Regions from separate parts of the Homo sapiens genome. Here regions 2 and 3 are each linked to region 1. The links are chromatin loops, found by intact Hi-C in ENCODE. Cell type or tissue: ascending aorta. All regions are shown on one strand. Each heading gives the region's core, and the rest is flanking DNA. Links, peaks and the distances in the headings are about the cores only. Region 1 overlaps GMDS (GDP-mannose 4,6-dehydratase). Region 2 overlaps GMDS (GDP-mannose 4,6-dehydratase). Region 3 overlaps GMDS (GDP-mannose 4,6-dehydratase).

The links. Hi-C counts contacts between places; a loop is a spot of excess contacts. Peaks named below come from ENCODE experiments on the same cell type or tissue, not always from the same donor. Only the 100,000 strongest peaks of a DNase experiment are listed, where the experiment ranks them.
Region 2: it touches region 1 in a loop (1.9-fold over the local background); 3 of 110 quality-filtered maps call a loop at or near these places.
Region 3: it touches region 1 in a loop (2.3-fold over the local background); 2 of 110 quality-filtered maps call a loop at or near these places.

What each region holds. Positions count from the first base shown.
Region 1 is chr6:1,696,570-1,706,601 of GRCh38, forward strand. The region is part of intron 9 of GMDS (GDP-mannose 4,6-dehydratase); the gene reads right to left. Among named protein-coding and RNA genes, the nearest start is that of FOXC1, 92 kb to the left of the region's middle. In ascending aorta, for the core only: no CTCF peak of the experiment used is centred there; a DNase peak (open chromatin) is centred at 5,512; H3K4me3 peaks cover 819 bases; H3K27ac peaks cover 2,500 bases.
Region 2 is chr6:1,878,214-1,888,245 of GRCh38, forward strand. All of the region lies in intron 7 of GMDS (GDP-mannose 4,6-dehydratase), which reads right to left. Among named protein-coding and RNA genes, the nearest start is that of FOXC1, 270 kb to the left of the region's middle. In ascending aorta, for the core only: no CTCF peak of the experiment used is centred there; a DNase peak (open chromatin) is centred at 6,268; H3K4me3 peaks cover 405 bases; H3K27ac peaks cover 2,500 bases.
Region 3 is chr6:1,783,486-1,793,517 of GRCh38, forward strand. The region is part of intron 7 of GMDS (GDP-mannose 4,6-dehydratase); the gene reads right to left. Among named protein-coding and RNA genes, the nearest start is that of FOXC1, 180 kb to the left of the region's middle. RefSeq lists an enhancer at 3,300-3,369. In ascending aorta, for the core only: no CTCF peak of the experiment used is centred there; a DNase peak (open chromatin) is centred at 4,646; H3K27ac peaks cover 1,769 bases.

The DNA of each region.
Region 1 (10,032 bases), core at 4,204-6,703:
CTTCATAGACATCATTTCTATTTCTCCTCAAGACAAGCTAAGGCAGAAGGTAAGGCAGACATTATGATGTCCATTTCACAGATGCGGAAAGTGAGGCTCAGAGGGGTTAAAAGATGACCTGATACAAGTCATAGAGCCGGTATCTGGAAGAAGCAGGAGCAAAGTCCAGGCATCCTGATCCAAGCTAGGTCCACTGCCTTCCACTCTGGAGAGGCTTCATCTCCAACAGAGGAAGGGACGTGAGTGGCTGGAAAATCTCATGGATGAAGAGCCTCAGATTTCATGCTCCTTGGAGTCACATGGTAAAACAACAAGTGTTTGGCCTGTGGTTCTGTCACTTTTACCATCTGTGACCCTGGGGTAAATAATGGCATCTTTAAGCATTTGTTTTTGAAAGATGGAAATGATGATAATTAGCTGATTGGGCTGCAGTGAGAAGAAAACAGGCTGGTACATGGATGATGCAGAGAAGTATGTCTGTCACACCGTAGGAGCCCAACAGCCCATGCGTTACTTCAGACAATGGCAGCTGTTTGGCTGTGTGAGCCCAAATGCCATAAGTGGGCATGTTTAAGGTGGATGTGATTCCTACGTATGCCTCCTGAGGAACAATTAACATCCCTAAAGATTGTTGCAGTGCGTTGACGGCAGGTGTCCCCCAAACTCTAAGTGTCCTGTGGAACCTGGGGCAACACACTCACAGCCTTTCCCACAGGGCTTCCTCCGAGCCAGATACCAGCAATGTAGACAAAGCATTTGGGAAGTTGGATCAATAGTGAAGGTGGCCAATTCATCCCAGGTTGCCCAGGACTTTCTCATTTTCAGCAAGAATAATCCTGTGCCCCAGGGCAAACTGGGACAGCTGGTCACCCTGTCAATCATAGAGTCTAGGCTGGTAACAAAATTAAAAAGCTAGAAACCTATTTCTTATAGGCTATTCCTTAATAGAAAACAATGCAAAAACCTTGGCGCGCTGCAGCCTCATGTTCTGAACCAATGGTTCTCAAAGTATGGTCCCCAAACCAGGCCAGCAGCATCAGCGTCACATGAGAACTTGTTAGAAAAACAAATTTGGGGCACCATGCACACCTCACGAGTCAGAAACTGTGGGAATCAGGCCTAGGAATCTGGGTTTGAATGAGCCTTCTGGGTGTTTCTGATGCTTGTGCAAGTCTGAGAACCACTGGTCCAGACCATAAGTAGAAGTCAGACTAGATGCCAAGGAGAACTAAAACAATGCAAGCTCACGAGAGGAAGCTTTCTTCCTTTGTCATGATCCCTCCATTTTGGATTGCTCAAACTGAACGGGGAAAATATGATGGAAGCACTTCCTGCTCTCTTGTTCCATGGGAATCCAGTATGGCTGCGGACGATCAAGGTTAAAGTATCTCCGTAAAGTAACACACTGACAAGAAAGGCACCTTTAGGGGAGTCAAGCATATCATTTCATCTGTGGCCACATGTGAATGCTAGCTATGTATATGTTCTAAAAAGCAAAGAGTAGACAAAGAGGAGCGCCGCCCAGCCTCCCAACACCAGAGTCTCACTTCCTCTCCTCAGCTGGCGCTCTGGGGCCGGACTCCAGTAATAACAGCCTCCTGGGGAGATTAAAGCCCTGGCAAGCACAGTTTATCTTGGTGAATGTATACTTTAGCTTTGTGTGTATCTACACATATACATACACTGCAGTATTTATAGCTGGTATACATGTGAGGTAGCGCTGGAGACAAGGCCTGGAATGGGTGTACAACACCTATGAGGTTGGAACCAAGATCTTTTAAACGCAAACCTGGTTTCCCTGAACTGTCCTCCACCCGTGTGGTCCAAACACACACTCAGGTGTTTCGGGAAGAACATCCTCCCTCCCTGCAAATAGGGGCAGCAGTCTTTCTTCTGTTTCCAGAAAGAGTTGAGTATTTTGTGGTGGCTTCTTTCATCTCTGGGGACTTTGCTTATTAGAAAAATACACAGAATCACCGCTCTCCCGAGTAAGGAAATGAGATGGCCGGGAGGTGAGCTGAGTCAGGACCGCTGCTTTAAGCCAAGTCTACAGGGTTGGTATTGAGGTGGAGACGCTTCTCAGAGTGCAGCACAGCCCACTCTGAGAAGGGCAGGCATGGGGGCCATCCGGCCCCAGTGCCCACGTGTGCGCGACCCTGGACAGAGGGCGGCCTCCAGTGGCAGTGCTGCTCTGTGGCACACTGAGGCCTGGTTTCCCTTTTTTTTTTTTTTTTTTGGTGGGGGCACATATTTCCTCAGGAAGGAGCAGATAAGTTCCTCCTTAGGCTTGTGAATACTTTCTTGTCACCTGGCCAAATGGAATTCCAACGATATTGTGAAGAGGCAGTGCCACTTCACAGCAGACACTCACAACAAGCCACAGTCATGGGGTGGTCAAAACTCCCAATCTCCATTTTCATGCAAAGCTGAATGGGCAGCTCAGACCTTTAAAAAGTGTCATGAACACATAGGTCCTCTTAGTCTCTGTCTACTTGACAAGATCTCTTAGTGTCCATGTGTGATAGAACAGCACATGCCTACACTGTGTGGAGTGAGGGGCTGCCAGAGCCACACGGTGTAGCCTTCTGTCCCCCATGGAGGCATGGGTGAGAGGAGAGACACAAGACAGAGAGGAAGACTGCACATCAGGCTGCGGAAATGAGCTTGAGGGTTTATGTTTTGAGGTTGCAAAGAAAAGAAGAAAAATAAGGAAGATGGGGGTGGGGAGAAAGAACAAGCTGGGTGAGGGGAGGAGGAGGGATGTACAGGAGATGGCCTGAGGCAGCCAGGAGGGGTCTCCAGGAGGGCCTAACTGTGGAGGTTGCTGAGAGGCTAGAGGGGAGAGGCTGGAGCCAGTCCAGCCTAACACATTAACGCAGGTGTAGGGGTTTAAAACAATACGTGTCGATCCTCTTACGTTCTTGGTGTGGGCAGGGCTGGCTGCCTCTAGAGGCTCCCGGAAAGAACCCGTTCCCTTGCCTTGTCCAGCTTCTAGAGGCGCCTACACCCCTTGGCTCGCAGCCCCTTCCTTGAATCACCCTGACCCCGCTTCGTCTTCACTGCTCCTTTTCTGACTCTGACCCTCCTGCCTTCCTCCTATAAGGACCTTGTGGTTACCATTAGGGCTCCCTGGAAAATCCAGGACCATCTCCAGACCCTTCACTCAATCCCATTTGCAAAGTCTCTGGATTATCATGTAAGGTGACATAGCCACGTATTCTAGAATTAGCATGGGGACTTCCTTGGGGGTGGGGACATTCTCCTGTGTGCCACAGAGATTAGGATGGCAGCACGCCGTCTGCTGTGACTCCTCCCTGGCACAGCTGAGGGGCACACACAGCCTCCATACGCAGAGGCAGCTGGCCTAAGCCCTGGGGCTCAGCATCTCACCCATGTTCTCCAGGCCCAGGTGAGGAGAACAGCAGCTCACACGTGCAGAATGTGAACATTCTGCAAAAGGGAGATATTTTTGCATTCTTTTTCTATAGAAGAACCACCCCCTCCGCACCGACACCAAAGTGTATGAGCTCCCACAAAAGTTGGATCTGTCCCTGCATACTAATTTTGTCCATCTATTCAAAGTGCAGGGAAAGGAACATTTCTTTAAGGAAAAGTCTTCATGCTTCTTCTAATTTATCTGTATATGAGAATTTTTTAAAGTATTATTAGAAAACTTCTCACCTTTATTCTCAATTACTCTGCGAAAGTTTTTATTTTTACTCTGGATTTTAAAATATGCTTGTGGGGAAGAAATCTACAATCCCTTAATTCCATTTTCATATAGTCACAAAATCATCAGAAGAAAATGGAATTTTCTGTTCAGATTAAATACAGCTCCTCAGTACCACTGAAAGCAGGAGGGAAGGGAGAGCCTGGGGCAAGTTCCATAGACTCTAAATTACTAGCTTCTGCAAATCATTAGTTTCTCCCCTGGGAGAAAAGCAGCTCTACAGTCTTCTGGTTCCGAGGCACCCTCAGCAGAGTCAGGAGCTGCACGGCCACATTTTAAATTCTAGTGGGCACAGCTAAAACAGGATGAACCGAAGTCGGCCTGAATATTGGGACACTGATTTGAGGAGAGAGATGGCAACGTGGGACAACAGCATCTGATTTTGATGTCTTTTGTCTAGTGATGTCCTATGCGGTGGCAAGAAAGAAGACTGCAGGTGCCAGCACACCTCGCGCTGTCCCTCCTCGGGCCCAGCACTGGGACCTGAGGCTGAGCAGTCCACCTCCACCAAGAACAGGAATGCCTGACACTCAAAGGCCATCCCAGCCCCAGTTCTGGAAATCCGAGACCCTAACTGTACTTTAAAAGATAACTGACAGACAGGTGGCAGGAGTCAAGAAGGGTCAGTCATAACTTATCCTATTCGTAAATCATAACAGTGAAGTGCAAAATCCCAGGAAGCCAGCTCAGGCTGATGATGCCGCCGGGGTGACAAACCAGGGACTAAAAAGTCTGGGTTCAGGAATCTTTAGGTAATTAACTGTAGAATGACTAGATACCCGCCTCCCATATTTACAGCGCATGCCTTTGCTAAACCCATTTGCCCTCCTTCATTTCTTCCTGTCTCTCTGCCTCTCCCTCCCTTCCCTTAGCGTGGAGTACATCAATCTGTCCGAAGGGATAAACTATATTTGTGTTAAGCTTTCATTTATAATTAACCAGCTGACCCCAATTCCACACATAAATGGCACTTATTATTTAAAAAATACAGGCTACATTTCTTTCATTGTTCACTGTGTCATTATGTATACATAATGTTTCCTTCCCATAGAGAATAAAATAATGACCAAAGTTCTGTCCTTCAACCCAATGTCTCCACAGTGTGTCTTTCCACCCTTGTTAAACACTGCCTGCTTACATGTTTTCAAAACACATGACCCGCATCTACTCTGACACTTTCCCATTCATCGACAGAGCAACTTCAGTCCTTAATTAGGGCAGTGTTTGAGCTTAAAGGCAAGTCTGTACAATTGAAAAGGTGCATATTCAAAAAAAAAGAAAAAGAAAAGATGCGTATTCAAATTTCTGAGGGAGTAATAGCGTGGTCTGTGATGACAAAACTAAAAATAATTTATTACATTTTATTTTCCAACGTTAATCCATTAAATCAAAGGTCACTGGGGCAGAGGTCTTATTTTCAAATAATATATATTTATTATAATAAATAAATGTATTTATAAATTCTTCCTTTCCATACCTCTATAAATGTGCCTATTTCTGTAAGTTTAAAGTAAGTTCCTTACAACTAATTATTTCTGTTTACTGATGACAGGTATGACAATTTTATATGGAATGAAACATGTTCTGATTCAAAGAGAAGTAGTTCTTCCAAAGTAGCTGAAAGCTGATTCACAACACAGGAGTTTGCCTTTTACAGGCAGACATGATGTTATAAAATGTCAGATGGCCAACATTTTTGCGATGGGGGTGTGAGAGATTCTTCTCAAATGACGCACGCCTCTCTTGGGTATTATCGAACTAGAAACTGGAATGCCCCCTTTAAGACAAGGAAAGTTTGGAAGAAAGGCGCCACAACGCCAGTCAGAGCTGGCGGTTTTCTCAGCAATGCCTGATGCAAGCTCGAGCTTTGACAGCAGTAGCTGGACTCCGACTCTTCGTAAAGGTGCAGCTTAACTCAGGCACTGCTAGAGAGCCTTGGAGAGAATTACAGACGTTTAGAGTGGCAGGAATGCCTGGTATGGCTCCTTGGTTTGAGTCAGGGCAGAGGGAAAGCAGCACACACTTCAGTCAGAGCATAGCCTGGCCTAAAACATGAGACTGTATTCTGTTCTCTCACCCAGAGTCTTGATTAAAAATATTCTTTGCCCATTTAAGAGCTTGATGTGCAGAACCCTTTCCTGATAGCATTGATTCTGGCTCGGTTTTATAATTTCACTGTATGTGGGAGGAGTAGTTAGGAGGGCAGAGAAAGCAGCACCAAAAAGATCCACACTTGCTATGACTGAAGCTCATTCCATAGGGAAGATAACAGAGAGCCTTGGAGAGAAGCCACCACGTTGTCCCTCTGTGGGTCCCCCAGCTGTGGTGGCATTAATACTACTGTTGATAAGGGTGGTGGCCACCTGTTGGGAACCCTGGGGAGATCTTAAGAGCTTCAGCAGGAAAGTTTCTGCAAGGTTTCAGGCGGATGCATTTAAGCCATCAGCACTCAGGGTCTTGGAGCTCTGGACATTGGATAGCAGATAATGTCCGCCTCACTGCCCATCTGGTGACCCTAACCTCAATCTGGGGAAATCGCTTCTCTGTGAAAGATAACTTCGGCTCTGTGACAGCTCCACCCCAACCCTCGCTAAGAGGAGGGCCAATACATCATGTTGACTTATGACTGCTGGGGTTTGTATCCCAGATCACTCTCCGTGAGGATTTCCTAAGCCACTGGACCAGAGTCCACATGTGCAGAGATGAGTTGAAGTGCTGAACAAAACACACGCCCTGAGCTACAGCTGCAGTAGCACCTTTTGGGGGAAGGAAGCCGAGATCTTTCTTAAGCATAATGAGGACAAGCACATGCAGTGGGTTCCTTGGTGTCGGCAACTCCTGTGTGAAACAGAGGAGTTCCTGCATGCTGGCTACGTGGGCACAGGGCATGGTAGGGAAAAGTGAGCTGGGGTAAATGGGGTGTGCTCACTTTGTTCTCTCTCTCTGCCTCCTCTGTCCCTGCCTCCACCCCTCTGGCTCTTGCTCTTCCTCAGGGAGAGCAGATGTTTTAACTGATAGTTTGTAAATATTCTTAAGGCAGACAGTTGCTACCTGACTTCACCTTTCTTATCTCCAGTTCCACCCGAAAGTGGTAACACAGCATATCCAAACATGCCTTGTCATACCAAAGAGAAGTCTGTAGCTCAGCTAGTTAGAGACTTGCATTCAAAAGAAAAAAAAAAAACTTAAAGTTGCTTTTTTATACGGCTTTTTCTGTGCTGGGTGGAAGTCCATTCAAAGCTACTTTGTATAAATAAAGAAATACAATCCTCTTCCCTACTCCCCAATAAAGCTGTGGGGCAGCACGCTGGCCACTGTGCCTGGATGCGCCTGCTGGCATCTGCCGAGGTGTCCTGCCCCACAGCTGCCAGGTGTACTGTGGGGACATCATTCACCTCCTGGGCATCACACTGGTGTGAAAGCAGCCCAGGGCTGAGCTGCACTTGAGGACCCCATGGCACAGGCTTGGTTCGCACTCAGCTCACCAGTGGCCGCAGGGCCAAGGCTGTTTTATTTTTGGCACACTGTGAAGTTGTATTTCTCCCACAACTTGATGTTCAGATCTATGTTTAAGACTTAGAGTAATCATATTTCTCTTTTCCTTTTCTTTCACCTTCGGCATTAGCTTCTTGTAAAAATGAATTTAAGAACATTGTCCTTGCAAACCAGATTATGTGTTTCTGAAAGTCTGTGCACCCTGACTTTCTAAGGCTCATTCATCACCCTATTCATCATCACCTATCATTTGTCTGCCACAGTGACAGGCACGAGGAAGATATGACAGCAAGACAAGACCTCGTTCTTGACTCCAACAAGTTAACGTTTTTGCTAAGGGGACAAGATCAACGCTGATGATACAGTGAGTCAACAACACAAGGTTGTCTCCAGGCTGACTTGGGGCTGCTGGCTGTAAATGTAACAGAGCAATCAGAAGGAGAAAGAGGACCGCAGGGGTGGGGGCAGCCTGAATAAAGGCACTGAGATTCAAGGCGGGGTGGGTGTGGGGGTAAGGCAGCCCTGCCTGAGGAATGCACAGGAAACCAGGTTCTGGGCACTCTGAGGCTGGCAGAGTGGTGTGGGCTCCATGGGGGTGGGCAACAGAGAGCCACTGAGGGTAACTGAGCAAGAGCGTGTCTGTGAGGAAGGAAGGTCAGTACGGGAGTACCATTCAAGATGGTCTGTTGGAGCAAAAGGAGGAAATCAGCAAGACCAACTAGAAAGAAACTTCAAAAAATTAAAGGAACACCCCAGAAAGGAAGAGGGCCAGGACAGGTGGATGCGGAGCGTGAAAATATCTGTGTTGTGATGTCACTGAAAAGAGTAAATTACCAAATGCACCGGGAGTTTTGAGCACAGTGTCCAGTGTGTAATACGTACGCGGTAAGTGCTCACTCCTGAACTTCCGTTGTTGTGGGTATTTTCATGTGTGAGAAGAGAAATACGTAAATTGGAAGTAATAAACACAGTCCCTGCCTGCGTGGAGCTTGCTTTGTGGATTAATATTAAGGCCACCTGGCTATGACAGCATTTGTTCTATTGTTTTGGCGGCGGTGGAGAGGGGGGCGGGGGTGAGGGGTGTGAGGGTTCAAGTACATACTTGTTCTTCCTAAAAAGTACCTTTGAAACTGAGTCATTGAATGGTTGTGTTATTAAAGCATTTAATAGTACTACTCATGTTGAAAATGCTGAAGAAAGCCAAGGTGGAAATTTCCCACCTCAGTAACTTTTGATGGTAGGATACTAGTTCTATAGATAATTATTAAATACCACTAAACGACAAAGCGATGACTACTGAACATTTTGACCAGTAAGTGTTGATAGCTGACCACATGTCAGGCCAGGCACTGGGGATACAAATGGAACAAAACACCTTCCCTATGCTTAAAGAGCCAAAAAGACAGTGGTAGAAATAGACACAAATAATCAGAGTACAGGTGCACAGAGCCTTTCCAAAGCCTCCGGAGAGCTTGGAGTTGAGATGTTTTGGCTCGTAGAGACACAAGGTGATGGGCACAAAACACACAGGTGGACATTTGCCCTGTGCTGCCAGGACAGGCTGAGTTAGGCTTGTCCTGGTGCTGCCTCTGTCCCCTGCCCCTTGTACTCTCGATAGGCAGGTGGTAAGTTTGTAGTTACCCTAATCCCATCTTTCTGAGCAGCCCCAGCACCATCTGGCCAGCACACCATAATCAAACGTGAATATTCCTTCAGCAAAATGTATGAACAGTTACAGTAAGTGATAAGAAGACAGACTACATAATTAGTCTTGTGTCAGGTTGGGCCAGATTTTGTAGGAGAATGGGTTTTAAGGGAAGTTTTGATTTTCCCTGAGCTCTTTGGATTTTGGAATCACGGATAATGGACTGCGCATGGTGTGGGGCTGTAAGTGTGGGTGTCCATGGCAACAGAAGAGAGAACGTCTAGCTCACTCCTGGGAAGCTGGAGGACTTTCCAGAGGAAGTTCCAGTAAACCTGAGACCTGAGGGAGGAGGAGAGGTAGCTTCAGGAGAGTTTGGGAACTGGGGAGGGCAGGAATGACCATCAAGTTGCAGTCCTGGCAGGCGGCTGGGCACCCAGCAATCTGGGGCTAGACCCACACAGCAATGAGAAGGGTGGCGGCGCAGCAGGAAGGCCCTTGCAAGAACAGGTGCATCTGGGGGGCATTAAGCCCTGAAGAAGTTTTAGGGTGAGTTGAATTCGTCATTGTGGAATAGCAATTAACCGGTTGTTGATAAGGTGCCTGGAAGTTGGAACTAATATGGGAGGAAATAGAATGATTGGTACTATAGCGGGCAGGCCTCAAATTGTTGGGGCAATGAATGAAGTGAACAGATTTTCATTCATTTCGATTCTCAAGGGTTGTTATGGTTTTGTATATTAATCAGATGTATATATTGTGTATGATCAGATGTGTGCGGTGTGCTGGCACCATCGCGGCACAGCTGATGATTCTGAGGGGAGGTGGTGGGCAGGTGCTGAGGCAGGAATACAAGAAGTAAGCCACAAAGGCAGGCACTCCAGAGGCAGCAGCACAGGCTTAGTGACTGATCAGAGGTGGGGGCAGCAAGGCAAACAGGGGAGTCAAGGGAAGTGTCCATGCTGTTCTGCCCATGTGTTCTAACCTGAGGCCTGTGAAAAATACTTGTCTCTTTCCTCATGCGTTTCTTTATTCTAACTGATGAGAACGATGCTGAAGTCTGACTAACATACTTCACCACTGTTTTCTTTTTGTTGTAAAGTCACACATGTTCGCTAATGAACATTTGGAAAACACAAACCAGCGGAGGAGAACCCCTCGCAGG
Region 2 (10,032 bases), core at 5,033-7,532, 180 kb after region 1:
CTGAGGCAGGAGAACGGCATGAACCTGGGAGGCGGAGCTTGCAGTGAGCCGAGATTGCACCACTGCACTCCAGCCTGGGTGACAGAGCGAGAATCCATCTCAAAAAAAAAAAAAAAAAAAAAAAAGTTATCCAGGCAAAACAATCGATGTGAAAATATTCCCCAAAGACATCCTTCCAGTTTTACAACTATGGGTCTTCCAAAAGATTCTAGGAGATGTTAGCCCTCAGAAATGCTGACAACCAAAGGGGGATTCTTGGCTCTACGGATGTGCCCAAAGTGTACAGACACAGACATGTGACATCACAGACATGCGACATTCATTCCGGTGGGGCAGGCTCAGACACTTCTGCTGGCCATGCGGGAATCTGCTTGTGTGGAAAAAAGAAAGTAACATTTACAGAAGTGTGAGGTGCAAAATGCAAATGTACATGTTAATACCTGACAGCAATTATTTAATACCTAAAAATATTAATTATCAGTAAATATAAATATGAAGTATAAATGAATAGAGTGTATTTTCTATAGTATATAGTACAGTAAGTGATTGGATATACAGAAAATAACACTTAAGAATATCATTTAAAAGACTCTAAAAGGGTGAAGATTTTCCCAGCAGATACATACTGAAAAAAGCAAATGACAGAAAGCAGGGTTTGAAAGAGCCCCAGCCTTTTCTAAATATACCTGGGCCCTGAGCTATCATCAGCCTCACCACTGGTGATTATACTTGGTTTCTGCAAGCATGTTTCTTTGTTACACAGTGGGCCCAGTGAAGGCAGAGGCTCTGCTGTATTCATCCTGTTGTCCATCCCCAGAGTGAAAAAACAGTTTCACCTAATGGCTGGTATTTTTCAAATAGTTGCTAAATAAATGATTATACAAAGTTGCGATAAAGATTAAAAAGAAGAATTCAAGAATTATTTCCCAAATTTCATTACAGACATGGAAAATAAAGTAATTATCTGGTTATTTTCTATTTAAACAAAATTAAAATTAAGTAAAAATTAAAATTGGGTATAAAATACAGCAAAATATTTACATACAAGTGAGGAGGACTTGAGCACAAGAAGAAAAAACATTAAATACGCTACTAAGAAAGGTGGTGGAATTTATCAGCATTCTCAGAAACCTTTGAAATAAATGCACCCCTCGCATAGGGTGAATATTCACCTGCTAAGGAGTCAAGCTTGCTGGGTGAGTAAACTTCAAGTGACTTCAGAGCCCCTATGGGCCAATGAGCCAATATGGGCACTTTTATACTAAATAAAACAGAATTATAAGCCAATATAGGCATTTTTATGTTAAGCTAAAAACTAAATATTTCTTGAAGACAGAAACCTATTCTTATTTCTTATTATGTTACCAAAGGTTTTTTTTTTTTTAAAGAATATTGAGATAGAGAGAAGTGCCTTTCACTATAGATTTTCTGATTTTTACTCCTCTGTGTTAAAGCAGTATTGAAATCTGTAGTACTGGGTGGTAATCATGCTAACAGAATAATCCACTGACTCTTTTCAGATTAACCAACTCAGACATCTGTTGTATTTCTAAAGCATCTCTAAAAACTTTCCTCACATATAGTGAGATCTGATCTCGATATCGTGTATGAGACCTCAGAGATAGTACAGCCTTTCTAGGATGATAACATTTTTGAACCCTGATACTGTATTTAAGGGTATAAGAGGCACGACCTACACTGCAAGAACACATGACCTCGTCTTACATATGAGATGTTAAGGGAAATTAACAAAGATGATAGGAGAGACAATAAACTGATTTTATTATTCAACGTATATCTGAGTTGATTTGGGAGAAGAATGAATAATGATAAATGATGATGAATATTTCTTAAATAGAGTTTCTATTACAGGAGTAGAAAGGCACACAGTAAAAATAAAAAGAAGAGGAAGGTAAAGTCACAAAAGTATTTTACTGTTATAAAAATTTTTAGGCTGGGCACAGTGGCTCACACCTGTAATCCCAGCACTTTGGGAGGCTGAGATGGGAGGACTGCTTGAAGCCAGGAGTTTAAGACCAGCCTGAACAATGAAACGAGACCTCATTTCCACAAAAAAAAAAAAAAAAAAAAAAAAATCACCAGGTGTGGTGGTGCACGTTTGTTGCCCCAGCTACTCAGGAGGTTGAGGTGGAAGGACTTCTTGAGCCCAGGCATTTGAGGGTGAGGAGGCCCTGATCGTGCCACTGAACTCCAGCCTGGGTGACACAGCAAGATTTTGTCTCTAAAACAACAACGACAAAGAAATTTTTAAAAATGTAAGTGAGCTACGTTGAGGGCTTACTACTCTTGTTTAACTCAACACTGCTGAGCACTCTTCCTTTCCCTAACACTGTAAGTTTACTGCTTTGGTTCCTAGCCATTGTGGTTAACATCCAAATAGCTGCTAGAGTTGGTATTTCTGCCAGGGTAACCAGCAAGTATACACTTCCATGCTACCTTTCACTGTGAAAGCAGACGAGCAATATAGTTGACCCTAATATTTTCCTAATTCTAACTAACCTCCATTAATATACTTCAAAACTCTTTAGAAACAAAGATAACTTCAGCAGCAGAAACAATGGCCTTATGTTCCAACAATGGCCAGCTGGAAATGTCAAACACTGCCTACCCATTATAATATCTCCACCTGTATTTAGGTAATCACTGAAATGAATATCACTACTAGATAGACAGGTACTTAGTAGAAAAATTAAACTAGAAAGAAGGGTATGAATTGTTGATGAAATATTAAAGTAGAAATCCAGGATAAAGAAACAAAAGAAGAAAATCCTAGTATCTTAAAAATAATAGACTGCACCAAAAGTAAGATCATTCCAGCACTGCGTTTCTGAGATGAAGAGAAAATGTTAGAAAAAGGTATTTTTCTATCATCAGTAAAAAAGACATTCAACTATTAATTTAAAAACAGGCAGGAGGGAAGTGGGGGCACCGATAAATTTAAAAGACCAAACACAATTAGAAAAGCAGCCTTTCCTGCAGAAATGGAACAAGTGATACAGACAATAAACTTGGAATGTATACTGAGAACATGGGAGAAACAAATGAGCAGACAAAATCAAATAGGAGAAAGTATAATATTTCACACTATATTTTAACCCATTTGTAGCCAAGCTTGAAGAATCTAACTTACAAGATTCCTCTCCCCCAAAAAATCATTAAAAGATTAAAAAGAAAGAAAGATTGAAAATTAAGATGACTTACTTTCTAGGAAAAAAGGAGCTGAATATAGGTTTAAGGATTTTGAACTGCCTAAAGCATGTCACCATAAATCTGTCATGCAGCCTTGTAAGAGCATTACTGATGTAGTCAAAATAAGTGAATCTGAAGAAATAATGTGTTCTATTTTAAACTGCAAAGATGTGGTTAAAGTACAAGGCAGGTATACGAGGCAAATCAATCCACACACAAAAAAATGTTCTGTTTTCAGCAAACTTCTCATCTCTCATTCCAGTTTTTCAATGGGACTCCTCTAATTCTCATCCCAGAAATCCAACTGAGTTGACTGGAAATAACAAGATTCGGATTACTCAAATGACCAAGAGCATCTACTTTCCTGCAAGATGCACAGCAGGATGAAGCAAAAGACATCACTCAAGATCTGGCAAGATGACCAACAGTCAGCGAGAGATCTGGTAAGAATTACCATTAGAAGGAGGCAGACAAAACCTTCCAGAACCACAGACAGCAGTAAGATTCAAAGTCTCACAAGCTACAGTAAAACTCACAGAGTTTTTCCAAGACAAGGTCCTATGTCACCAATTCTTGGTCCACAAAAGATAATCTAAGTGATTATTTTTAAATACACATGTAAGTAGGTTTATTTCTGGTGAGTATTTTATTTTTAGAACTTCTTTTCTAAATCAATGAAGGAAGGCATGGGCTTAAAAAACATGGTGTGGTATTTTCAAACTGGAACATACAGTTTATGCTGTCTAAATTAAGCATATTTAGCAGGCATCTGGGGTCTGAGAATTCTTCATAGCCCTTGGTCCCTCAGAGCTGGAGGCAGAGAAAACTGACATACAATACTCTCAGTGTACTGCACCAAAGAGCTATTTAATTGGCTTTTTAAAATGGATATATAATATTGCTTAGAAATGCAAATATTGGTTAAAATTCCCAGTTTAGTTGAGCATGCACAAGGATATATGCGTGTGTGTACATAAGTACAACTGTATACACTCAAATATGAATAAATGGCTAGAATGAAATAAACCAAAGTGTAATGAGAGGTGCTCTTAGAATAGTATGACAAGTTAATTACAAGATTCCATATTTTGCAATTAGAATAATCATGACACAGAATCAATTAAACAGAAGAGAGAGAAATAATTAACGAAGGACTTTGCATAGGGAGTTAAGAAAGAAAAAAGAAAAAAATCCAATCTTAAGAACTCAACGTCATAAGCAGTGTCTAGCAGAGGGTCAGTGAGCAAAAGGATCCAAACACAATTATTACTGCTGATTATCTAATAAGCACTAATGTGGCCACAGACAGGATATTTAAATTCCACATCATATTGTCTTGAAGTCATTATCTAATGGATTTATAAGGATAAGGCAACATGACATAATAGAAAACTCATGGGTTATCCAAGTTCAGAATTCCCCGGTCTTTATAACTTTTAGGCTTAGCTCCAGGTTTTTCCTTTGGTAAAACAGAACAAATCTCTATCACGAGTGATTGTTGTGAGGATTAGAAGAAACTGTGTATGTAATCTAGCTTGGTTCCTCATAGGAACTCATATCATGGTAGGTATGCTGGCAGTACTAGCATGAGCCATTTCCTAGAGAAAAGGATTACTCTTTTTGCATATGTACAATTTGTGGCATTAAAAACAAATATATAAGTAGGACTTTGATTTCTTTAAAAATATAATTTTATGGGCCGGGTGCGGTGGCAATCCCAGCACTTTGGGAGGCTGAGGCAGAAGAATCACGAGGTCAAGAGATCCAGACCATCCTGGCCAACTTAGTGAAACCCCATCTCTACTAAAAATACAAAAATTAGCTGGGTGTGGTGAGGCACGCCTACAATCCCAGCTACTCGGGAGGCTGAGGCAGGAGAATTGCTTAACCCTAGGAGGCGGAGGCTGCAGTGAGCCAAGATCGTGCCACTGCACTCCAGCCTAATGACAAAGCGAGACTCCATCTCAAAAAAAATAAAATAAAATGATAATAATAATTTTATGGAAATCACAATTGTCCATTTATCTTTTTTATACATTGATTAATGGATTTTTAAAAATTAAACAAATTAAATACCTTAAAGACAATTTGAATAAAAAGAACCTTCCACATATATTATAAAATCATAGATTTTAAAAGCTAGAAATACTCTCAGATACATGAGCTCACTCTAAAACCCTGTTTTGCTGAAAAAAATCTAGGTAAGTCTAATTTTCACACACATACATATTTAAGGAGCAGACACAGCACTACAAGTCAGCTCCCCTCGTACTGAAAGACATTTCCTCCTACTTAAAAATGTACAAATTATTTTGTGTGCTGAGCCAAGCAATGAAAAAGCTTCACCATTAAAACATGAATATTTAAATTTTAACATTTAAATATATCTAAAAGGAATTTTGACCCCATATACTTTGTTTCAGTATTAACCAAATAAAGGGCATAAACTCAAACACATTATTACACATTTATTTAATCAAAACTAGGCATTTCCCAATCATTACAAAATTTATTACCTAGTTTTAATCCCAGTTCATTTAGAATAGATGGACAGAACATGGCCATCTATATAATATTTATTATACAATTTTTAACTAGTAAAGATTTTGATTTAATGTAATTACAATCAGAGCGAGAGCCTCAATGTAAGGAAAAGGAGCCACAATTAAACCACATATAGGAACCTGAAATAGTCATTTCCTTTCTCCCCATATATCTTACTTTTCTACCAAATGGTCCCAAGTACCCAATCAAATATCTATGTGAAAAGCAGATCAATACAACCATTCATTAAACTTATACAGTTGAGAACTTCCCTTGGGAGAATTATCCAAAGACCAAAACACTGCCAACAAAGGAAAATATGATATAAGAGGGCAATTTATATTTAACTCAAATGATCACACTTAATAAAAAGCACAAATCCCAGAGTTCTAAGGGGAGGAAATGATGTAGCGTTAACCAGGGAAAGTCTACAAATAGGACTGGTGGTCAGCTATGTCTTCACCAAAGTGGCATTTTTGCCAACAAGACTCTTGGCAGCCCTTAAGGGGCTAAGCTAGCACAATTGACCAAATATGGTGGGGAATGTGAAAACTTCGCAGATATTAGCATTTATTTTTGAGGCTAACATAACACAGTCCACAGGCCTGCCATCAGAGCCTGCAGCCATTAAGTGATAACTGAAGCAGTGGAATGCAAATAATCCATTGGTTCACATTAGTGTCATGCTCATTTGTAAATGTTCCCAGTCCTCTTCTGGCCCTTAGGGTACCTCACTTGCATTTTAGGGGCAAAACCCATGGGCAGTATATTTAAAAAGGAGTTAAATTATGAGCACACCAGTTAGCAATGATTTACTCATTAAAAAGTGCATTAGGCTACGGTGCCCTGAGCTGCGCGACCTCATAGCTGATCACTTCTAAAATGCTTGAATAGACATTATTTATCTACTGGCAGTGGCCCAAGATTTATCTATTTCAGTCACAAAGTTCTATCATTTATCTATACGCTCCCTAACTCAATGTTAAATTTTGAAATGGTGATTTAACTATAGGAGGAAACTACATTGAAATGAGTGAAAAATGAATGTAGCACTCTGATAAAACAGGAGATATTTAAGCAATCTGGCACCTCTCCTCTGAGATGTTAAAAGGATGTTTTAAGTAATTTATGAATTTAAGGGGATAAAGCCCTCGTTATGGAGAAACAAGGTCAGAAGTCTCAGAGCACTTGACCCAGAGATGCCATTTTGGACTCCTGATTCTGGAAAAGAGTAAAACTCTGTAATTTATTAGAAAAGCCTGCATGGAAATTAATTTACAGCCTAGTTATCTCCATGTTACAGAGATAAATATAATTATTTCTCATTTTGAAGTTGAAAAAGAAAAGCTATCTTAGAATAAGTGGATTCTCCCCCTTACTCTCTGGTTCTGCTTGTTTATCTTTATCATATATCAAATTAATGTGCCACAAATACCAGTGAAGAAGTGAAATGTTTAATCTGAACTTTATTTCACTTTCTCACACCAAGGAAGAGTAGGAGAAACCATGGGAGGGATATATCTAAACCGACATTGGCTGGAGACTACAAAGGCAAAGAACGAAGTGTTTTCATAGTGCTAAGACACTATGCTTTAGTTTATAAAGATCACAGTGGAAAGTGACGTGACAAGGTCGTGACTGTTCCTTGGTCTCCGAGGTTGCCTAAGTATTAGAGGGCAGAGTCCACCTTGTCAGTCTGTGGGCTGCCCGCTTCCCACGTTTAAGTGTCTGATGTTACCATCTACTTGCTATTCCCTACGGGACATCGCTCCTCCTCTGGTATGGAACGTGAAGACCACAAACCTTGTTTAAACTACTGCAGTGGCAGGCTGGCCTGGGATACCATGCTGCATCCAGCCGCAGGCAGAGGGGCCAATTTTACCCTTTCCTCTTGTTCCACAGCTCAAAACAAAGGAGTCTTCTGAACTCACCAGGCTGCACTGACACAGACTGAGTGGTTCCCAGACCGCTCTGATTACTGCTGTCTGTAGAAACGTGAAGGGCAGGGTAAAGTAAAGTGACTGAGCCGGGAATCACAGCATGCTATTCAATCTGAATGTTTCTGTAATTCATAAAAAATTTCCTGCTTGGTCATTTGTCTGAGAAAAGAAGAAAAGTTATGATTTTCCTCCTCCCGTCCTCCCAAAAGGTAAAAGCAATGCCAAGAATGTCCTCTTAAAATATAACATTAATTTCCAACTTGAAGAACTTAGCATACTTCCATCAAGTTCAATCTCCATTAGAAATCCACTGGGCATATACTTTTAGGACCTATCAAATCATTCTTTCTCAGTTGTGTAATTCTGTCGGAATTTTACTCTAACAACTAAATATCAATAAAAAATGAGAATGACCAGAAATGACACAAATTTTATTCTGTGATAAATCAAAAAATGTCACATATCATAGATGGAAATAAAACATAAATTAGAGACCCAGTTGTTGTGAATGCAAGTAGATTTTATATTATTAAGACATTTCATTTACAGGGGCCTATAAATCTAATAGTTACTTTATTAGCAGCATTCTCAATAAAAAATAGACTACTAGAATTACTAATAGCATTCTCAATAAAAAATAGACTGTAAGTGTATCTTACTGAGCAGTTTTGTAAGGAACAATGACCACCTTACTTATTTAATTTTAATAATTACACTGATTTTTTTAAATCAAGAATAAAAACAATATTTATCTTATATTTATCAACACCAGTGACTCAGGGAACAAACACTAAAGTTTCTGTGTCAGAGGTAATAATGTCTGGTTATTATAATAAGAATTAGATTTGACTCTTTCAGCAAATATTAAACTTTTTTTCCAGCAGCTCCAGGCTTTAATTTGAAAAATGATTAAATTAGTAGAACTCATTCTTATTGGTTAGCTCTCACTAACAATTGGCAGATTTTTTCTTATTTGCTCTTAGCATTTTTACTCTGAGTAGTAAAAGTGGTGGCAACTGCTGCTACTACTTTCAATTGCTGAGCAAACTTACAGATGTGCCAGGCTCTGCACTTATACAGATGTTCTCATTTATTCATCTTCACCACCACATGACATAAATACTTCTATCAGATCCATTTCACAGATGAGAAAACAGACATGTAGAGAGGGTAAGCAACTTGTCTTGGATTCAAACCCATGAAAGTCTGTTGTAGGGCCCTGTTCTTTACCACTTAGCAGCTATATATATTATTCAATAATACCTTTTTGATAATCTTAATAAAAACCTTGCAAGTAGATATCATTACCACTTTAGAGATGACAACGCATACTTGGAGAGGTTTACAAAATTTTGCCAAAGCTGGTAAAAGGCAGTGCTGGCTTCTGAGCTCAGGGTACCAGGAGGGATCTTACAAAGACTCCAGGTGTTAGAAGGCCATAGATTTGGAAACACTTTACAAAACTGCAAGTTATCAACGTTTCTAGGTATATTTTTGATTAAGTAAAAAAACCCCAAATTTACACCGAACATATTTATGTTCGGCTACCTCCAAAACAGGAAGAAAGAGCTATGAAGGTGAGAATGAGGTACCACGTGTTTATAATAACTGGATCCAGAGTTTTATTCTGTTATGAATTTTCTTCTGCTCTGCCTTCATTATCAATCATCCTTCTCTACCGGTTCCTTTCCTTCTGCCTTTAAATCTTAAGATTTGCTCTTCTAAACAATGTCATTGTCATTAGCAAAAACAAAACCTTTCTTCAACCCTCAGCAATTTATTTTCTTCTTCCTCCCAAATTACTTAAAAACTACTCCATACAGGTATTCTTCAGTATTTACAGAGGATCGGTTCCAGGACCTCCTGCAGATACAAAAATCCAAGGATGCTCAACTCCCTTATGTGAAATGGTATAGTAATTGCATATAACCTACATGCATTCTCCTATATACCTTAAATCATCTCTAGATTACCCATAATACTAAATACAATGTAGATGTTATATAAATAGTTGCACTGTATTTTTAGTTTTTAGGTTTTTTTGTTTTGTTTTGTTTTGTTTTGAGACAGAGGCTCTGTGGCCTAGCCTGGAGTGTAACGGTGCAATCATGGCTGTCTGCAGCCTTGACCGCCTGGGCTAAAATGATCCTCCCACCTCAGCCCACCAAGTACCTGAGACTACAGGGATGTGCCACCATTCCTGGCTATTTTTTTATTATTATTATTATTTTTTTTTTTTTTTTGAAGAGATGAGGGTCTTGCTGTGTTGCCCAGGCTGGTCTCAAACTCCTGGGCTCAAGCTATCCTCCCCATATTAGTATGTTTTCACACTGCTATA
Region 3 (10,032 bases), core at 3,199-5,698, 86 kb after region 1:
CACTGAAGTCAGGATCCACACATCAAAGACAATCCAAATGGAGGAGCACGATTCTCTTATTGTTTGCAATATAGAATCTGAATAAAATTAGTGAATCAAAATAATAAAATGCACACTGAATAAATTTAACCTTTCCTTGTTCCTTAGGAGAAGCCATGATGTTTTACATAGGTAGTGATAACATTGCTACAATAAATACTTGGCTATTTTAAGAGGTGGTAATTTTATTACTACTGAAAATAACAAGGTAGAGAGAAATTTGAAAACATTCAGTAGGTATAAGCTATCTGACAAGGAAGCTTGCTCATTCACATTAATAAGCTTCAAATACACATACTAAAAGGCCATGAGGCTCTTTGTACTTAGTGACAGAAACAACATTGCGATGTGAAGGTTACTCTGGGTGACTATGAAGCCCTGTCCCTTGCCCCTGGGTCTATGCAAGCCCTGGATTTTGTGATAACTCAGTAGGTTGTGACACAAGATGAACAAGCCTAAAAAAACCCCAAACCATGAACATGTCTCAACTTCACTGAAGGCCTTAGTTAAGGCCCTAACAGGAGTAAAAAAAATTAGGAAATTAAATCTGTTGTAATAAAAGTAATATTTGTATGTTATAGGTGGGCTATTTATTTTTGTCCATTTAAAAAGATTTCTGAGTATAATAATATGGGACAGAGAACTGAAAAGTCAGTTTGATAATCTTGACCAATCTGACCAACATGGTGAAACCCCGTCTCTACTGAAAATATAAAAATTGGCTGGGTGTGGTGGCGGGCACCTGTAATCCCAGCTACTCAGGAGGCTGAGGCAGGAGAATCACTTGAACCTGGGAGGTGGAGGTGGCAGTGAGCCAAGATCACGCCACTGCACTCCAGCCTGGGTGACAGAGCAAGACTCGTCTCAAAAAAAAAAAAAAAAAAAAAAAAGAAAATTTTCGCAAAACTCCTTCCCTTTCCCCTGCCTGAGGATGTTCGGTTTGCCTGATCCCAGGACTACCCGGGGCGGGAAGGAGAGCAGAGGCCAGAGCCAGAGGGGAGAGAGGAGACAGCAGATTTGGCCGGATGTCAGAGCAAAGTCTGGAGCTGAGAGGGATAAAACAAATCTGGAGACATCTGGGGAGATGGATGGTAGAGAAACTTTTGGACTTACTGCTCTGGGTCATGTGATTGACACCCTTATGCCACTTCTTCTAGAGACTGCAGAAAAGAATAAAACCATTTTCCCATGCTTCACAGTGTGGCTGGCTCATGCTTCTTTTGGATGGAACACTGAACTAAGGCTGACCACCCAGCAGCAAGCTTCCTTCCTTTGCTTATGTGTAAAGTGCACTGATGTCATTCTCCAAGCTACAACTGTTATGCCTTTGCGGATCTGACTGAGGGAGCACTGCAGAACACCAACAATTGCACAATTAATTGAACTACTGCACAATTAGTTTTGAACATTACTATTCATAAAATATGAAGAAAAAGTTACTTAGAGAATTTTCAAGAATAGTTCTGATGCAGAAACAATCTGTGCTATAACAAATTTTTCTCAAAGAAAGGATAAAAGGTGGCTTTTTAGTCTAACAGGGCAAGAATCAACATAAAACTGCTGGATAAAGCTATAGTAACACCTCAAAGTCTAAGAAGTTGACCCATTATTTTCTAACAGAGAGTTATATTACCTAAACAGGGTTATGTATATAATTCATGAAGCTCTTTGTCTTGCTATAACAAATCTAGGTGGTTAGTAATTGAAAAACAAAATAAAAACGTGTTTTTATTTGTGCTCTTAATAAATCTTCAGCATGGAATGTAAAAAATAAAAAAGAGCTCTAGATGGTAGGTCAAGAAAAATTCTAACAAGTAGCAAGAACAAATTGCCTTAAAACTTGGTAGCTTAAGACCACCATTTCCTATGGTCATGAATTCTTTGGGCCCGCAATTTGGACAGAGGTGTTGTCTGGGGCCTGAGCTGGGAGATTCCACAGCTGGCAGCTGTACTTGTTGGAAAGGCCGTTCACTCCTATGTCTGGAGGTCAGTGCTGACCTCCAGGCCCTTCTACGCAGCCCTCGCCACGTGGGCCCCCTTGGGCATCCTCCCAGGACAATGACTAGATCCCACGAGAGCAAGTCAGGTGGGGCAGTGTTGCCTGCCACGACCTGCCTCAGCACCAGCCCTGTCTTCTCTTCATCTGGGCAGCCATGACCATCCTGCCCAGCATCCTCGGCAGGGAAGGAGGCTCCATCTCCTGATGGGGGTAGCAAGGCTCTGGAAGAGCATGTGGGACTCCAATGTGGTCGTATTTAGAGCATAATCTGCCATAGTGGCTTGGTAGAGCTCATCTCTGTGAGCTTCAGCAGTGCTCATTTTCTGCGCACCATTCAGCACCCTCTTACTCCCAAGAAGGGATGACATTTCCTTTGTGAAAAATGCTCCTGGAAATAAATTCCAATGCAAGTGCTGATGGAGGAGGAGAAGAGGCTCAGCAGAGATGGTTCTTAGTCAGAAATCTGAAATATTAAGGAGTGAGATGTTAAATATGACAGCGGTAAAGGAAAAAAAAATTCACGTAAAACCAGCGTGCTGCTGCTTCAGCGTGATATTCCAGTGCCGTCCGAGAATTTGGAGACGGTGAAGGTCTTGGAAAGTCTTTCTAGTGAAGCTCAAGGTCATATAATCTATGCAGAATGATGTGATTTTAATAACTCCATGAAAATGTTTTATCATTTACAGTTCAATTCAGTTCATCACCAAAATTCATTAAATTGCAGCCATCAATGAGGTTGATAACTGTGATCCAGAAAGATGGAAATGCAATGCCTCAGTAAAAAGCATCCAGGAGGTCTAGAGCCTCGGCTGAGGGAAGCAGCACAGGAAGCAGGGTTGGCTATGGGCAAGCACCAGTAAGAACCAAGGCCAGCAGGCCAGGGAAAGAGTGGGACTCCAGTCTCTGGGAATAGGATGCAAAGACTTAAGACAAGCCCCTCGCACAGCCTGAGCAAGCATAGCAGAGGCTTCATGGGCAGGAGGGGACCTCAGCATCCCAGGCTGGGGCCACACACTGGGGCCAAATGAACTGAACTCTGGCCCTGAGTTTGTGATGGTTCAGGCACTACCTGGAGTGGCGCTGGGCAGTCTCCTCCCTACAGACTGAGCACAACAGAGGCCTGAAAAAGTCTCTGGGCCTGGAAGCTCGAAGCAATGCTGCCCACACTCCCAGGAGCCTGGTTTTGGTTATGAGAGCAGGAGCTGTGGCATCTCCTAAATGAGACAGTTGTATAGCGAAATTATTAAAATCAAGGAAATCTGTCAGTAATTTGTGGTTTTTTTTTTTATCACTGCAGTAAGTTGAAAACTATGATTACAGTGGAAAAGAAAAGAACAAAAGAATGACTACCAGTTACTCAAAATGTACAACGGAAGTGAGTGAGCTGACTGCAGGATTGTGACCATGAGCCACCTCACACGTACCTACAGCCTCGCGCCACTCTGCCAGCGCGTACCCACAGCCAAGGGCCCATCAGCAAGCTCAGCCCCGCAGCCACTCATGACTCTCCAGACTCATCTGTGTCAAAACAAAACTAAAGTTTCCCACTTAATAAAAGCGAAAGGCTAATAGACTTGAACATTTACTGCATGTTTTTGGGTATGCCTTAATCTCTCCCCTGGCTAAGCTGCCATCATATAAATCAGAGTCATGAGTTATCATTGTTCTAGTAGCAATAAAAATAATAATAAAAGCACTGTGAGGTCAGAAAATGTCAAGACCAGTCAGAAAAATGAGCGAGACATAAAACAAAGTATAAAGGACCAGCTAGGATTGGAAAAATTCAGGTACTGTACCTCCAAGTGTACTACAGCAGGAGGTAGCTGCCACTGCTGTTTTATTTAATGAGTCTCCACATAAATCCCAGCTGCTAACCATGTGATAAGTCCATCTCAGAACACGAGAGGCCCCATTCACTATCGGTGTTCAGGCCTGGCTGCCATTAATGGGAATTTCACTTACAGTAAGGGAAAAAACAGATCTTGAAATGTTCTGTTGGATCTAAATTGTTAGCTTTTTAATTTTAGTATCAATTGGTTTGACTCTTTTTTAAACAACAAAATTAATATGCAAAGTCTCTTCATCTAAATACATGAAAAAGGAGAGCGAACAAGTCCTGGATACTTGAAACATTTTTAATGTGAAGAAGGTATAAAAACATTTTCCTGGACACCAAAGACAGAATTCAGACTGCAGAGTAGAAACAAAGCCCACATCAATTTCATAAGCTGCCTGAAATGCGTAAATACAGAAAAGAGGGGATTTTGTTTGGAATATTTTTTGTGGGACACACACACTTTTGTAAACTTTTTAACCCTAAGGTTTTGCTGGCAAATGCATCATTTTTCAAAGAGGAGTGTGTACAGGACTGAAATGTGGACCTCCGCCTGGTGCTGGAGGTGCGGCTAGTGGGAGGTGGCATGGGAGAGTGTGGAGAAGGCAACCCGAGACAGGCAGACTGGGAGCCCAGACCTGCCACTGCCCACCGTGCAGCCTTGGCAGGTTGCTCACCCTTGCTCTCAGTCGCCCAGATGTCAAATTGGAATATTAACATGTGGAGGTTAGACAGGCAATGAGGAAAGGCTTGGCAAGCAAGCCAGAAACAGGCACAGAGAGGAAACCATGAGTCACAAGTAAGGGAGACAGAGGCAAAGACTGGGAGCCGACCAAGGCCACAGTCGGGAGGGCGATCCAGAGTTCAGACCAGGGAGGTGGAGGAACAGGCAGGCTTAAAGAATGCAGGGCAGAATTGCACAGGTAAAGGATGTCTTACGCGTACTGTGTACTCCAATAGATTCTTCAATTTCTTCAAAATTAAAAAGCAATGGGACAAGAGTTAAAGGGAGGCAGTAGCACATGAATGGCTTAATTCTGGGGGCATTTTGTTGGTTCCTAAGAGGTATGCATCAATTCATTCACAGGCTTTACTATCCTGGGGTTTCCTGGCAGAAATGTCTGGGAAGATCTGCCTGGAAATAGTTACAAGAAAGAGGTAGTTTCTGATATTACACTAGCAATGGAAGGGGAACAATAAGACCTGCAGGTGATGACTTCATTACTTCAGGTAAGAGAAAAAGAGCTTCTGTCAGAATTCTCCTTTTTCACAAACCTCTAATTTAGGGCTAACCTTCAATCTAGTCATTAAGAAATATCCAAGTTTCTCAAATGCTGGAATTTGGCTCAAATGCTGTTAATGGAACTCTATATTTTAGGTCAAATAATTTTAACTCTTTCAAAAGCCATTTGTTGGATTTTAGTTAAAATAAAAAAATTAATTAACTTAGATCTCTGGACACCCTTTCATTTTCCTCTATGTGTTAGTGTAAAACTGCAAAGCAATTCTGCTGCTACCCACCTGGAGTTAGGAAGTGACTCTGCAGACTGAAGGGCATGATCCCCAACGAGACAGCCCTCACTTCGGGCACCAGCCCCGGTTTGCGGGTCCCCAGGTCACCTGCACTTATAACCAACTGGTTATAAACCTGAGGGGTCTCCACCTTAAGTTTCATAATTTGCTAGGATGACTCACAGAACTCAGGACACAATAGTCATGTAATGACAGTGTTATTAGAAAGGATACAACTCAGGACCAGCCAAATGAAGGGACAGCAGGGGACGGTCTGGAAGGGCCCCAAAGGCAAAGCTTCCATGTGCTCAAGATGCATCACCCCCTTATTACATCAACGTGTTCACTACCCAGAAGCTGCACTGCCCAGGGTTTCTATTGAGGTTTCATTACATAGTCATGACTGACTGAACCACTGGCCGTATGCTGACCTCACTTGGCTCAAGGCCCTGACTCTCTAAGCCCATGGTTGGCTTATCTAGCTTGGCCAGCCCCCACCCTGAAACCATACAGGGGCCCACCATGAATTACAGAGACGCTCCTATTACTTAGGAAATGCCAAGGATGTAGTCTCCCTCCTAGGAATCAGGACAAAGGCCAAATTCTTTATTATATAAGTTAGATAGAACTTGACAAAAAATTATTTTTTCTTTTTCTTTTTTCTTTTTTTTTTTTTTTTTTTTCCTGACAGGCTCTTGCTCTGTTACCCAGGCTGGAGCACAGTGGTGCGATCACGGCTCCCTGCAGTCTCGACCTCCCAGGCTCAAGCAATCCTCCCACCTTAGCCTCCCTAGTAGCTGGGACTACAGGTGCATGCCACCACACTTGGCTAATTTTTGTGTATTTTTTTTGTAGAGATGGGGTCTCACTATGTTGCCCAGGATAGTCCTGAACTCCTGGGTTCATGTGGTCCTTCCACCTCAGCCTCCCAGTGATGGGATTGTGGGTGTGAGCCACCACACCCAGCCTAAAATTACTTTCTAATTGTATCTTACTGCTGGTAGCATAGCTAAATATTATGCTAGCATTTAAAGAAGTGGCATATCTGTTTAAATAATATCACACTTATATTTATGAGCCTCTATCATTTGTGATCCACTCTGGTATATTCTATCAGTCTTTCCCCATCTCGTATTCATAAAGATACATTTTTCTGTTCCTAAATATATGACATTGCATTTATTGCTATGAAAGTTCTTATTATTTTTGATGAACTGCTTCTCACATTTTCAGAGTCATCCCGAAAACCTCACTCTTTCTGTCAACAATCTTATCAATCCTACTCACTTGGTGAGAAATCCAGAAATAAATGGTCACACTCCAGTATGACAGCTCAGAAAGAAATTTTCAGCATTTAGGGCTTATTAGACAAGCCCCTCTTCTCAAAAAGAAGATGAGCCAATAATTAGCAATAATAATAATAAGAGCTCACAATTACTGAATGCCTCCAAAGTCTCCATGGGAGTTAGGCATGGTCTTACCACAGCCCAGTAGGGCAGACACTACTATTTTCTTTATTTTATAAAGAAGCAAAAGTGAAATGTAGAGAGGCTGAGTAACTTGTTCAGATTCACACAGAAAGTGAAGTTGGCTTTTAAAACTCTTTGACTCTAGCACCTAAACTCGTAGCTGCTGTTGGCTTACCTACCTGTTTTAAAGGAAACAAGCAGATAAAAATTTCATGAGGCAAATTTTACATGAAGTTTCCAAATTTTCCAACATATCGAGGTTTTCTATAGTTTTTCTATAGCGGTTATATATAGTATATATCGTTTTTGTATAGTATATATGTTTTTCTATAGTAGCTATATATAATTGTATGATTTGAATTTTCATTTATATCCACATGTACCGAGGAATATGTGGTCTTCAGTGAATGCCAGTTCATTGACAACAATCGTGATACTTAGGGATTAAGTGTGAAGAAGTTCTGCTGCTGCCTGCTTTACCTCTTGTGGTAGGCTGAGTAATGCCTCCCAAAGATGTTCATGCCCTAACTCCTAATCAGTGACTATGTTACCTCACATGGCAAGATGGTCTTCACAGATGTGATTAAGAGAATGCTGAGTTGGGGAGTGATCCCGGCTGTCTAGGTGGACCCAATGTCATCAAAGGGCTACAAGGCAAAAGGTCAGAAGACAGAGAAGGTAAGTGATGATGGAAGCAAAGGACAGAGAATGTACTTTGTAGGCACTGGAGAGAGCCACAAGCCAAGAAATGCAGGTGGCCTCTAGAAACTGGAAAAGGCAAGGAAACAGATTCTCCCCCAGAGCCTCTGGAAGGGATGTAGCTTTGCTAGATACCTTGACTATAACACTCATTTGGACTTCTGATTCCAGAACTGTAAGATGATAATTTGTGTTTGTCTCAGTTTGCTTGGGCTGCCAATACAAACTACCTTGTACTGGGCGCTTAAACACAGAAATTTATTTTTTCACAGTCCTGGAGGCTATACTTCTGAGATCACACTACCAGCATGGTCTTTTTCTAGTGAGGATGCTCTTCCTAGCTTATAGATGGTGGCTGCATTCTCACTGTGTTCTCAACCGTGGTGGGCTGGGGGAGAGCTCTGATGTCTCTTCCTCTTCTTATAAGGACACTAATCCCATTATGAAGCCCTGGCCTCTTGAACTCATCTAAACCTAGTGATCTCCCAAAGGCCACATCTCCAAATACGATCACATTAGGAGTTACGGCTTCAACATATGAATTTTGGGGAGACACAATTCAGTCCACAGCAGTGTTGTTTTAAGTCACTGGTTTTGTAAAATCAGAAAAAATAAGAAACAAGTATGGTTTGTTCCCTTCCTCCTAAGTGGAATTAACATATTATTTCCTGTTCCTAGAATACAACGTGCATTTTGGTGTTTTTAGGAAAGATTAAACCTGAATATATTTTTAAACTTTACTACTGTTTATAATATACAGCCAAATGACACATTTTTTAATGAATTTTTAATCTAATCAAAATAGCATATATAAGTAATATAGAAAGTCAAATATTGATGAGACTGATAATAAAAAACAGAAATCTCTTGTTTCTTGCTCCTCCCACCTTGCCAGACTCTTCAGAGTCCCCTTTCAATACTTATAGTTTGCCAAATGATGTGTCTATTCTGTTATCTCCTGATCGATGTATTTGAGGAATTAACTACTGACTTATTACAGCACTACAGAATTTTTAGCATATTTATATACTTTTAAACTCACTTCCCCTCTATAATTACTTCTCAATTTTTGGTTAAGTCTATATTCATAGTAGCAATTATTAGTTTCTATATAAATATTATTTTCTTCAGAGTCAACTAGTATAACATGATTTCATTCCTTTCTTTAAAAACCCATCCCCTTTCCCCACCAGGCTTAACTGTTAGTTTTTTTTTTTTCCTCGGATTAGTTTTCCTTATATATCATTTTCTCACACTCTCCAACTTTCTATAACACACATGCCAATGTAATTTTTCATACCTTCAAACCTGTCAGAGAACCTACTGCTTCCTTTATACTCTTCTCCTGGAAACATCTCTCTTGAAGGGATCAGTGTTCAATCCAGTTTGTTTCACCTTCGATACTGATCGTTTCACCTAGACCAGCTACTGTTGTCTGCTTGGGACTTCCTTTGCTGTCATCCTGAGAATTCCCTTCTCTCTCTGTGTTGGATCTCCTGCAACTATTCCTGAATACTACACCTTCACCTTTCTTGATGTATTCCCTTGTTTTGGTAGAGTATATCTACCAATAGCTTTCTCAGAAAAGTACATGGAGGATAATTACATTAAAAATGATATGTGTTTGAAAATATCTGTAATACCTTGACTTGGTTTAGAATTTCAAATTAAAAGTCATTTCCAAAATTTAGAGGGTGGTTTTGCTCTACTGGCTTCTTATTCCAATATTGATAGAATGCCAAATTTACTCCTGATCATGTGTCTGAAATCTGTACTTCTGGAAGTTTTATGATCTTCTTTTTAACTCCAATGCTGAAATATGACAATAACAGTATTTGGTGTGGGTCTTTGTTCATCCACTGAGCTGGACAATTACACAGCCTTTACAATCTCAAGAATTACATTCTGCTCTGGGAAATTTTCTTCACATATTCATATGATAATTTCCTTATATTTTCCATCTCTCACTATGAAATTCTTATTAGACGTTTTCACTCTTCAGTATATCCTCTAATCCCCATGTATCTCATCTTCACCCCTTTCTTGATGCCCTTTCCCTATCTACACTCACTGCAATAGTGATCTCTTCTAGTTTCAACAAACGACTTCTTCAGGTTTCCTCCAGGGGCACTGTGGGGCAGTTTCCTGGGTCATGATACATTCCCCAATGTCCTGTGTTCTATGATAGTCTCAGAACCCATGATAAAATGACTATGCATTTGTGAGGTACTTCTCTACTCCAGGACGGCTTTAGGAGCCTATGAATCTGTTCTAGGGATAGAGATAGAGGTTAACATGAGCTTAAGAGTTCCAGCTCACTTCAGAACAGTTTACAAGAAATTCAGATAAACTTATAAATTCCATTTCCCCTTAAAGTAGGCCTGAACCAGGGTGGGAAACCTTAAATGACCTCTTTCAAGAAGTTCATGAACAAAAATCTGACTTATGATCTTTAAGATGTCCATGGACTTGATGAGTCT